Linked DNA regions of Mus musculus: region 1 is linked to region 2. Evidence: chromatin contacts called from ENCODE Hi-C or POLR2A ChIA-PET data. All regions are on one chromosome and are shown on one strand. Each heading gives the region's core, a stretch centred on a gene start or an enhancer-like site at or near the end of the contact. The rest is flanking DNA. Distances are from core to core; before and after follow the strand shown.

What was found. A loop is a pair of places that touch in the nucleus more often than their neighbours do. ChIA-PET counts read pairs that join two places held with the same protein, here RNA polymerase II (POLR2A).
Region 1: a map of left cerebral cortex shows a loop between it and region 2 (2.7-fold over the local background). The contact joins the promoter of Thy1 here to the enhancer-like site in region 2. A Hi-C loop is called at or near these places in 17 of 37 maps with a recorded cell type or tissue (CH12.LX, CH12F3, T-helper 1 cell and 8 more). POLR2A ChIA-PET finds 5 or more read pairs at or near these places in 1 of 5 experiments (embryonic stem cell).

What each region holds. Positions count from the first base shown.
Region 1 is chr9:44,042,062-44,047,160 of GRCm38, forward strand. It overlaps Thy1 (thymus cell antigen 1, theta), which reads left to right and starts at 1,323. Exons shown (of 4, transcript NM_009382.3): 1 at 1,323-1,415; 2 at 3,896-3,957; 3 at 4,553-4,891. The coding sequence starts at 3,921. Gm39323 (a long non-coding RNA gene) reads right to left here and starts at 123. Exons shown (of 3, transcript XR_870686.2): 1 at 1-123.
Region 2 is chr9:43,985,974-43,991,010 of GRCm38, forward strand. No RefSeq gene overlaps it. Among named protein-coding and RNA genes, the nearest start is that of Gm30373, 14 kb to the left of the region's middle. Within about 2 kb of position 3,083, at least 1 of the 3 ENCODE cell types and tissues checked has a DNase peak (open chromatin) inside an H3K27ac peak, as active enhancers do.

The sequences.
Region 1 (5,099 bases), core at 73-2,572, 54 kb after region 2:
CACAGGTTTTAGAAAGAGCCTCTTGGTGACATCAAGTTGATGCTGTAGATGGGGTATCATTCCTGAGGACCCAAAACCGGGTCTCAGCCTTTCCCCATTCTGAGAGTTCTCTCTTTTCTCAGCCACTAGCTGAAGAGTAGAGTGGCTCAGCACTGGGCTCTTGAGTTCCCAAGTCCTACAACTGGTCAGCCTGACTACTAACCAGCCATGAAGAAACAAGGAGTGGATGGGCTGAGTCTGCTGGGATGGGAGTGGAGTTAGTAAGTGGCCATGGATGTAATGACCCCAGCAATGCTGGCTAGAAGGCATGCCTCCTTTCCTTGTCTGGAGACGGAACGGGATCATCTTGTACTCACAGAAGGGAGAACATTCTAGCTGGTTGGGCCAAAATGTGCAAGTTCACCTGGAGGTGGTGGTGCATGCTTTTAACTCCAGTACTCAGGAGGCAGGGCCAGGTGGATCTCTGTGAGTTCAAGACCAGCCTGCACTATGGAGAGAGTTTTGGGACAGCCAGAGTTACACAGAAAAATCCTGGTGGAAAATCTGAAAGAAAGAGAGAAAGAAAGAAAGAAAGAAAGAAAGAAAGAAAGAAAGAAAGAAAGAAAGAAAGAAAGAAAGAAAGGAAGAAAGAAAGAAAGAGTGGCAGGCAGGCAGGCAGGAGGAAGGAAGGAAGGAAGGAAGGAAGGAAGGAAGGAAGGAAGGAAGGAAGGAAGGAAGGAAGGAAAATAGGTGCGACTTCAAGATCCGGAGTTACAAGCAGAATGCACTGTTTCCCTAACAGGGCCAAGTGTTTTGAGTAACTGAAGGTGGGCATGATGCCTGGGAAGCAGAAACAAGCCAGGCAGATGCACCCCTTGCCTTGCTTCCGAAGGGCTGCAGTAGCATGGAAAACATGGAAAACAACCAATCCATTCCCTTTGCTGATATAACAGGCTCCAAAGCCAAAACCTGTCACTGGAGGCTCAAGAGCAGATCTCCAGCCAAGAGGCAAAGGAATGGGGGAAGCTGGAGGGCCTCCCTCTGGTTATCCAGGCTTCTGAAGGTTCAAGCAAAGAAAGGGTTACAACCTTAAAAGGAGAGCGTCCCGGGGTATGGGTAGAAGACTGCTCCACCCCGACCCCCAGGGTCCCTAACCGTCTTTTCCCTGGGCGAGTCAGCCCAATCACAGGACTGAGAGTGCCTCTTTAGTAGCAGCAAGCCACTTCGGACACCCAAATGGAACACCTCCAGTCAGCCCTCGCCGACCACCCCACCCCCTCCATCCTTTTCCCTCAGCCTCCGATTGGCTGAATCTAGAGTCCCTCCCTGCTCCCCCCTCTCTCCCCACCCCTGGTGAAAACTGCGGGCTTCAGCGCTGGGTGCAGCAACTGGAGGCGTTGGCGCACCAGGAGGAGGCTGCAGCTAGGGGAGTCCAGGTGAGAGCAGGCCGACGGGAGGGACCCGCACATGCAAGGACCGCCGCAGGGCGAGGATGCAAGCCTTCCCCAGCTACAGTTTTGGGAAAGGATACCAGGGCGCTCCTATATGGGGGCGCGGGAACTGGGGAAAGAAGGTGCTCCCAGGTCGAGGTGGGAGAGGAAGGCAGTGCGGGGTCACGGGCTTTCTCCCTGCTAACGGACGCTTTCGAAGAGTGGGTGCCGGAGGAGAACCATGAGGAAGGACATCAAGGACAGCCTTTGGTCCCCAAGCTCAAATCGCTTTAGTGGTGCGAATAGAGGGAGGAGGTGGGTGGCAAACTGGAGGGAGTCCCCAGCGGGTGACCTCGTGGCTGGCTGGGTGCGGGGCACCGCAGGTAAGAAAACCGCAATGTTGCGGGAGGGGACTGGGTGGCAGGCGCGGGGGAGGGGAAAGCTAGAAAGGATGCGAGGGAGCGGAGGGGGGAGGGAGCGGGAGAATCTCAACTGGTAGAGGAAGATTAAAATGAGGAAATAGCATCAGGGTGGGGTTAGCCAAGCCGGGCCTCAGGGAAAGGGCGCAAAGTTTGTCTGGGTGTGGGCTTAGGTGGGCTGGGTATGAGATTCGGGGCGCCGAAAACACTGCTGCGCCTCTGCCAAATCACGCTACCCCTGTATCTAGTTCTGCCAGGCTTCTCCAGCCCCAGCCCCAATTCTTTTCTCTAGTGTTCCCCCTTCCCTCCCCTGAATCTCAAGCCCACACTCCCTCCTCCATAACCCACTGTTATCAAATCCAAGTCATTTGCCACCCAACAACCATCAGGAGGCGGAAGCAGACGGGAGGAGTTTGAGATCAACTTGGGCTACATCACGAGTTCCAGGCTCACCAAGGCTTCTTAAGGAGACCTTGTCTCTAAAATTAATTAATTAATTAATTAATAGTCCCCTTTCTCTGCCACAGAACCTTGGGATCTGGCTCCTGGTCGCAGCTCCCCCCACCCCAGGCTGACATTCACTGCCATAGCCCATCCGGAAATCCTAGTCTATTTCCCCATGGATCTTGAACTGCAGAGAGAATGGCAGAGTGGCCCGCCCTGTGCAAAGGATGTTCCTAGCCTAGGTGGAGCTCGCGAACTCGCAGACTGTGCCTCTCTTGGGCAAGGACAGGCTAGACAGCCTGCCGGTGTGTTGAGCTAGGGCACTGTGGGGAAGGCAGAGAACCTGTGCAGGGCAGCAATGAACACAGGACCAGAAAACTGCAGCCCTAGGAACACTCAAGAGCTGGCCATTTGCAAGCATCTCTGGCCTCCGTGCTTCTCACTCATGTCCCATGTCTTATACAGGCCTCTGTGGCACCTCGCTTGCCTGATCTCATCCCTAGCCGTTAAGCTTTCTGCATGACTTATCACTTGGGGCATAATGCTGGATACCTACCATTTTCTTAGACCCCATCAAAATCCTATTTGAGTGTACGGTTCGGAGAACCTCATTTATCCGGTAAATGTCTTTTACTCTGCTCTCAGGGAGCTGAGGCAGGACATCCTGAGATACATTGGGAGAGGAGATACAGTTTCAATAAAATAATAGGTTGGGTGGAGGTACATGCCTATAATGCCACCACTCAGGAAATGGTGGCAGCTTCGTGAGTTTGAGGCCAACCCAAGAAACATAGTGAAACCCTGTCAGTAAATAAGTAAGCAAGTATTTGAGTATCTACTATATGCTAGGGCTGACCTGGACATTAGGGGTCATCTTCTGAACAAACTAGTGCTTGAGGGAGGTATTTGGGGTTTTTGTTTGTTTAATGGATCTGAATGAGTTCCAGAGACTGGCTACACAGCGATATGACTGAGCTTAACACCCCTAAAGCATACAGTCAGACCAATTAGACAATAAAAGGTATGTATAGCTTACCAAATAAAAAAATTGTATTTTCAAGAGAGTGTCTGTCTGTGTAGCCCTGGCTGTTCTTGAACTCACTCTGTAGACCAGGCTGGCCTGGAAATCCATCTGCCTGCCTCTGCCTCTCTGCCTCTCTGCCTCTCTGCCTCTCTCTCTGCCTCTCTCTGCCTCTCTCTGCCCCTCTCTGCCCCTCTCTGCCCCTCTCTGCCCCTCTCTGCCGCCCTCTGCCTTCTGCCCTCTGCCCTCTGGCCTCTGGCCTCTGCCCTCTGCCCTCTGGCCTCTGGCCTCTGCCTCTGCCTCTTGAGTGCTGGAATCAAAGGTGTGAGCTCTGTAGGTCTTAAGTTCCAGAAGAAAGTAATGAAGTCACCCAGCAGGGAGGTGCTCAGGGACAGCACAGACACACACCCAGGACATAGGCTCCCACTTCCTTGGCTTTCTCTGAGTGGCAAAGGACCTTAGGCAGTGTCACTCCCTAAGAGAAGGGGATAAAGAGAGGGGCTGAGGTATTCATCATGTGCTCCGTGGATCTCAAGCCCTCAAGGTAAATGGGGACCCACCTGTCCTACCAGCTGGCTGACCTGTAGCTTTCCCCACCACAGAATCCAAGTCGGAACTCTTGGCACCATGAACCCAGCCATCAGCGTCGCTCTCCTGCTCTCAGGTACTGGGCAAGGGTCAGGGCTGGCATTCTAAGGAATCTGGCTTCCTCCCATCCCGGGAAGTAGCCTCTTTGCCATAGTCTCAGGGGCACAGGTGGTTGGGAGGTGCGGGGGTGGGGAGTGGGGAGGAGCCTCAACCTCACCAGTGGTGGTCTTTGACATATTAGAAACTCCATAATGGATCTAGGAACTCCTCTTGCTGGGTGGTGGTGGTTGTGGTACACACCTTTAATCTCAGCACTCAGGAGGCAGAGTCAGGTGGATCTGTTAGTCTGAAGCCAGCCTGGTCTACAGAGCAAATTCCAGGACAGCCAGAGCTATTCTCAAGATAGAGAATCCCTTTCTTGAAAAAACCATTTAAAAACAAAAACAAAAGCAACACACTCCTCTTGATCTCCTGTTCTTGAAACACATTGTTGGGACCCAGAACTTCAGTAGATTGATGGAAGTTGGAGTCTGCAAGTGGTGGAACATCCCACCAATACCTCAAGGGCGAGTGCAAACCCCACATCCCCCCAGCTCAAGTCTACTTTTCCTGCAGGTGGGAGGCCCCGGGTCTGTGTCTCCCCAAATTCAGAGAAGGCACTGCTGTGCCAGTCTTGCAGGTGTCCCGAGGGCAGAAGGTGACCAGCCTGACAGCCTGCCTGGTGAACCAAAACCTTCGCCTGGACTGCCGCCATGAGAATAACACCAAGGATAACTCCATCCAGCATGAGTTCAGCCTGACCCGAGAGAAGAGGAAGCACGTGCTCTCAGGCACCCTTGGGATACCCGAGCACACGTACCGCTCCCGCGTCACCCTCTCCAACCAGCCCTATATCAAGGTCCTTACCCTAGCCAACTTCACCACCAAGGATGAGGGCGACTACTTTTGTGAGCTTCAAGTCTCGGGCGCGAATCCCATGAGCTCCAATAAAAGTATCAGTGTGTATAGAGGTGAGACTGGTTCCCAGAAAGATAAAATGTCCAGGTTAGCCAGGCTGGGGTAGCCAATAAAAAAAAAAAAAAAAAAAAAAAAAAAAACAGGCACCTCCATTACCCTTCCCCTAACTGCTGGTCTCCTGGGAAACTGCTGCTGTCTATGTGAGTGGGGCAAGATTAGGGGCCAGAAAGGGGGAGCTTGTAGTAAAAGCACAGTTGAGGA
Region 2 (5,037 bases), core at 1,833-4,332:
GACAAGCTGGACCACAGCCTCAAGGCATGCTAATAAATTCCATATAAACTAATAAATTCCATGTAATTCCATATATATGTATATGGAATATACATATATACACATATATGTATATCTAATATATCTATATATATGTATATTAGATGTATAGATAACATTATATATAATATGTTACATATTATATATCATGTAATATAGATAATATATTATATAATATATATATATGTATGTATGTAAAGAGAGAGAGAGTCCTTCTCTTCCTCTAGAGAACCCTGACTACTACAGTCCCTACCCTCTGCTGAGTTCAGTGTCTTCAGGCACCCAAAGTTCTAGGCACCCAAGACAATTTTGATCTTGTCACTAATATATGTGCAGTGTGTGGCCATGGATGGCATGACCCAATAGCCCTCAACCAGATACATCATCCTGTCCCCTCTGCCTCCCTGACTCCAGCCTTCCACCCCTGCCCTGAAGTCTACGCCTCCCAGTACCCTCACCTCAAAGGACCGCAGTGCCCTCATCCCTCCCCCCCACCCACCCCACCCCACCCCCCGTGCAACTCCAAGCTGTCCTGGGGACACTGCAGCCAGAGTGGCATGACTGAAGATCCTTTCTAGAGGGACGCTCTTGCCCCTCCCTTGCCCATCTTACTAACGAAACAACGGTCCCACAGTAAATTAGAATTACAACCCAGAAGCTTGTGCTGGAAGGAGGTAAAGACTGGGGCCCTGGAGCAAGCCAGAGGAAGATCCTGTCTCTCAGAGATGTCTTCCCGAGCTGAGACAATGAAGAGTCCCTGCTGGGCAGAACCACGTCACTCCTTCTATTTAAACTTCAGTTTCATGTCAGGATCCCAAGATGAACTTGGGGTTAGACATCAGTCATATTGGATTAGGGCCTGTCCATCTGTCCTCAGTTTGCATTGATGTCCCTTTCAAAGGGCCACCTCCAAGCACAGCCAAGTATTGGCTGGTCTACCTGGGGTTGGTAGAACGAATGCATTGGTGGGAAGAACACAATCCAGTCTGTTAAGGACTCCAAGCAGGTACCACTATTGCCCTTGCTCAGCCCCAGGGAAGCAGCAAAACTTTGCTCAATGTGTTCAAAGCATTTGTTTCCTAGCCACACAAAGCTGTGGCCCCAAGGCCACCAGGGAGGCCACAAGGATAGCAGAGAGTGTACACAGGAAAGGGTGTGCTCTGAGGAGGAAACTGCTATGCATGCCCAAATGAGAGCTATAGGAGGGAGGACTAGAGAGGTGATAGGAAAAACTAGAGAGGGGAAAAAGGGAGGACTAGAGAGAGGACAAAGGGAGGACTAGAGAGGGGGAAGGGAGGACTAGAGAAGGTACAGGGAGAACTAGAAAGGGAACAGGGAGGACTAGAGAGGGGACAGGGAGGACTAGAGAGGGGACAGGGAGGACTAAAAAGGGGATAGGGTTGTAGCAACATGGAGTTCATGCTCATAGGCAAGAGTGACTTGTAGAGCAGAGGAGGGGTGAAGTGGCGAGGGGAGGAGGGATGGGACAGGTGCCAGGTTGTACACTCTCTGGGGTGCAAAACAAGAGAAGACCCAAGGTCTTCTAGACTGGAAGAGGTCAGTGGGTATGACTGAAAGTATCAGAAGGGAAAGTTGGCCATGGGCAACCCTCGTGTCTGAGTAGGGGTCTTGAGTACCAGGCCAAGGAGATCTGGAAAAGTATGTTATATGTAGCACTCGGGGACCTGAGCTAAGGCAGAAGACTAGAGCTGGGAGTCACTGCAGAAGTGCGACAGGACCTCTTAGTAGGACTGCATATCCAGGTGAGGGCACAACTGTCCAGTGGCAGATGAAGGATGGCTGAGTATAAAGGCTGTCTGCCCCACCATACGTGGCAGATTCCCCTGCTGTCCCTAAGAGATAGGGCTCAGCCTTCCTACCTCTATCCCCACTCAAGTATTCAAACACAAGCCCTCTAGAGTGTCCACAGGGGAAGTGTCTTAGTGTTTCACTGCTGTGAACAGATGCCATGACCAAGGCAACTCTTGCACAGACAACACTTAATTGGGGCTGGCTTATGGGATCAGTTTCAGTCCATCATCACCAAGGTGGAGTATGGCAGTATCCGGGTTCCATGTCGTTAGCTCCAGAGAACTGAGCCAACCCAGGAGACAGCCACTGCTTGAGGGTACAGGAAAGCTCACACCCACATACTAGAACACACATGTCTCTAGTCACGCCTCTTCCTGTCGCATGCCCAGGACAGCTGGGAGAGCCTAGTTTCAGGACTCCAGCCTCTACCATGATTTGTGGAGAAGGCGACACAAATGTTTCCAATAGGCAGGACGAGGTCCTCAGCTCTACCTGGACAGAAGCCACAGGTGGGCAAGGAGAAGCCCTTCAGGTGCAGGTCTGTGATAGCTTTTGGAGAGGCAGCTACAGGAGGAGCCTGTTCCTTGCCCGTGTACATTCCTTATAGGGGCTGATGGGATGCTATCTGAGGAACTTAACCTTTAGAGACCTCACAGTAAAGCAGTAGCCCAGGGTCAGGAGAAGTAGAGAAAGGTGGCCGCTGTCCCAGGATGAAAGGCCAGGAGCTAGAGCTAGACCCTGTCAGGGGACTCTTAGCTGGAGAGGAACCCCAGTCCTCATCCCCAGTAAGTGGGTGGCAGGCACTGATCCCAGCCCAGTCACTAAAGCCAAAGGGAAGTGGCCATAAGGAGGCTCGGGAGAGCAGATTGTAACCTGCTTCAGACTGCTCCCCACCCCACTCTCCACCAGCACACCCACACTCCACCCTGGCCCCAGAGTGGGAATCTGACTTGCATCCTAGACAGCCATCTCCTGGGCAGTGTGACCCTGGTCCCTGACCTCTCCCACCCAGCATGAGGGCTCTCACAGTTAGCTCTGAGCCTTCTGCATACTCCAGGATGAAAACCAGAGGCCTGCATGCTAATCTGCCAGGTTTTCCATGAAAATCCTCTCTCTTTCCTTCCAGCTTGGCCACACTCTCCCCAAGAACCAGCCTGTGGCCATTCCATCGTGATCACAAGAGACTCTCTTGCTCTCCTCAAAGCTTTCGCACCCGCTGCTGGGATTGTGCCAGCTGAGTTCTATTTGGAAATGGAACTGGATTTCATCAGGCAATCAGAGATCTGTGTCTCTCCAAGGAGGGCAGGGAGCAGGTTCTAGCATTGGGGAAAAAAGGAAGAAAAGCCCCTTAAAGATCTCATTACCCCAGGATGTGGTTTGAATTCCATTCTCCTTTCCCAGCCATTTATTAAGGGGACCAAATCAAAAACACAAGATATAACTGGGGTTGGGGGAGGGGGCAGATGGACCACACAGACGACAAATCCGGGAAGAAAGCTGAGTCAGCGCCCATGTTAACCGGCCAGGTCCAGCTCCTGTGTCTCTTTGAGACACACACAAACACAGCCCCAGGGTGCAGGCCCTGTGGGAGAGACAGGATATGCCCCACCCACTTCATGTCCTCCTCCATCGATACAAGCATGTCTTTACCAGCTCAGCCATCTCTGTAATGCCCCCCCCTCTCCTTCTAACCAAAGGTTTTCCTCGTGGCTTTCTTCCTCCTCCCTCCTTGCCCTAATGTAGAGCACTCCCCTCCCCCTAACTCAGCATCAGAGCTCTCCCAGCATCCCACTTTGCACCCCTTGGCCACATGAAACATTTTGACCCCTGCCTGCTCCTGCCTCCTGGCATGGAAGTTTCTCTCAGGCCAGAGCTCTCTCCGTTCCACATGGAACCAGCACACAACACCATTCCCTTGGCCTTGAATCCTCTCAACGGCCTGCCCAGTGCCCTCTAAACCCTTCCGTTCCCTGCTGCCGCCTGAAGGGCACCTTGGTCTTCTGCAGTTTGGTCCACTGGCCTGTCACTGTCAGCAGTGTGGCCACACCCTCAGCCCACCCCTGCAGTGGCTGGTGTTCTCCTCCTCCCCCATATCCCTCTCCTAACTTCTCTCCAGATTCTCTCCTCAGGCAGCCTCTCAAGCATGATGTTTTTCAAAATTTGACCCAGAACCCCCTTTCTTCCAAATTACTAAGATCTCCATGGGGCAGCCTGGAATCTGCCACCCATGGAAGGAGGGTGCCCCAGATTTTCACTTGCTGATATTTGTCTGAGACACCAGTCTTACCCACAGGTACCCCAATTCTTTCATACACTCTCATCTTTCCATACCCCTGCAATCCTCCAGATGTGAAGACGGAACTCCACACCAGCTCCGGCCCACAGCCCTGCCCGCCAGCTGCCGATCACAAACAGAGAAACAAAGGACATTATTTTATTGAGTCATTGGGCTCCCGGCCCTGCGGAAGAGCTTTCCTGTGTGCCTTCCTGTTTCCAATGACCTCGTGTATTAGACACACCACAGGCCTATTTTACTCTTTGTTTGTGTAAGGTAGCCCAGGCTGACCTTGAACTCCCAAGCCTCCTGGTCTCAGCCTCCTAAGTGCTTCAGCTCTGGGTGCTCGCCATCTTACTTGTGGGCCTCGGGTAAGGATCAGAGAAGGTGAGCTACCTGCTCCGGTCTGAAGGTCACCGGGGGCAGGACCGAGTGCATTTGGAGCTCAGAGCCTGATTCACCTCTGATCTGTTCCCCCAGAAAGCAGACCTGGTCACATACATTTGCTGTTGGCAGCATGGCCCCCAAGTGTGTCCCAAGCTATCCCAGCTCCTGCTCCCTCCCTAGCCAGAAGGAAGAGCTCAGACTGCCCTCACCAGCGGAAGGAGACCTTTGCTTCCTTTTAAAGCAGCCTCCTTGACTTGGAATAGCTTTGTCCTTCTCTCTTGAGACCCACCCACAGTGCCTGTCCCTTCAGAGACCTCCAGTCTCTGTGTTGCTCCCAGGAGGCACTGGCCATGCTGGGGACCAACGTTCATCACTCTGCCCTGAGCTGGCTGGTTTGTTTCATTTGTTATTTCTTGGCCTTTTAGCTTTGGGGCCCAACACAGACAGACCCTGAGTATATCAAACTGGCCCTCAGTAAAAGCCAAAATTTGGAACAAGAACTTTGACCAGTCAGGTTCCAGACC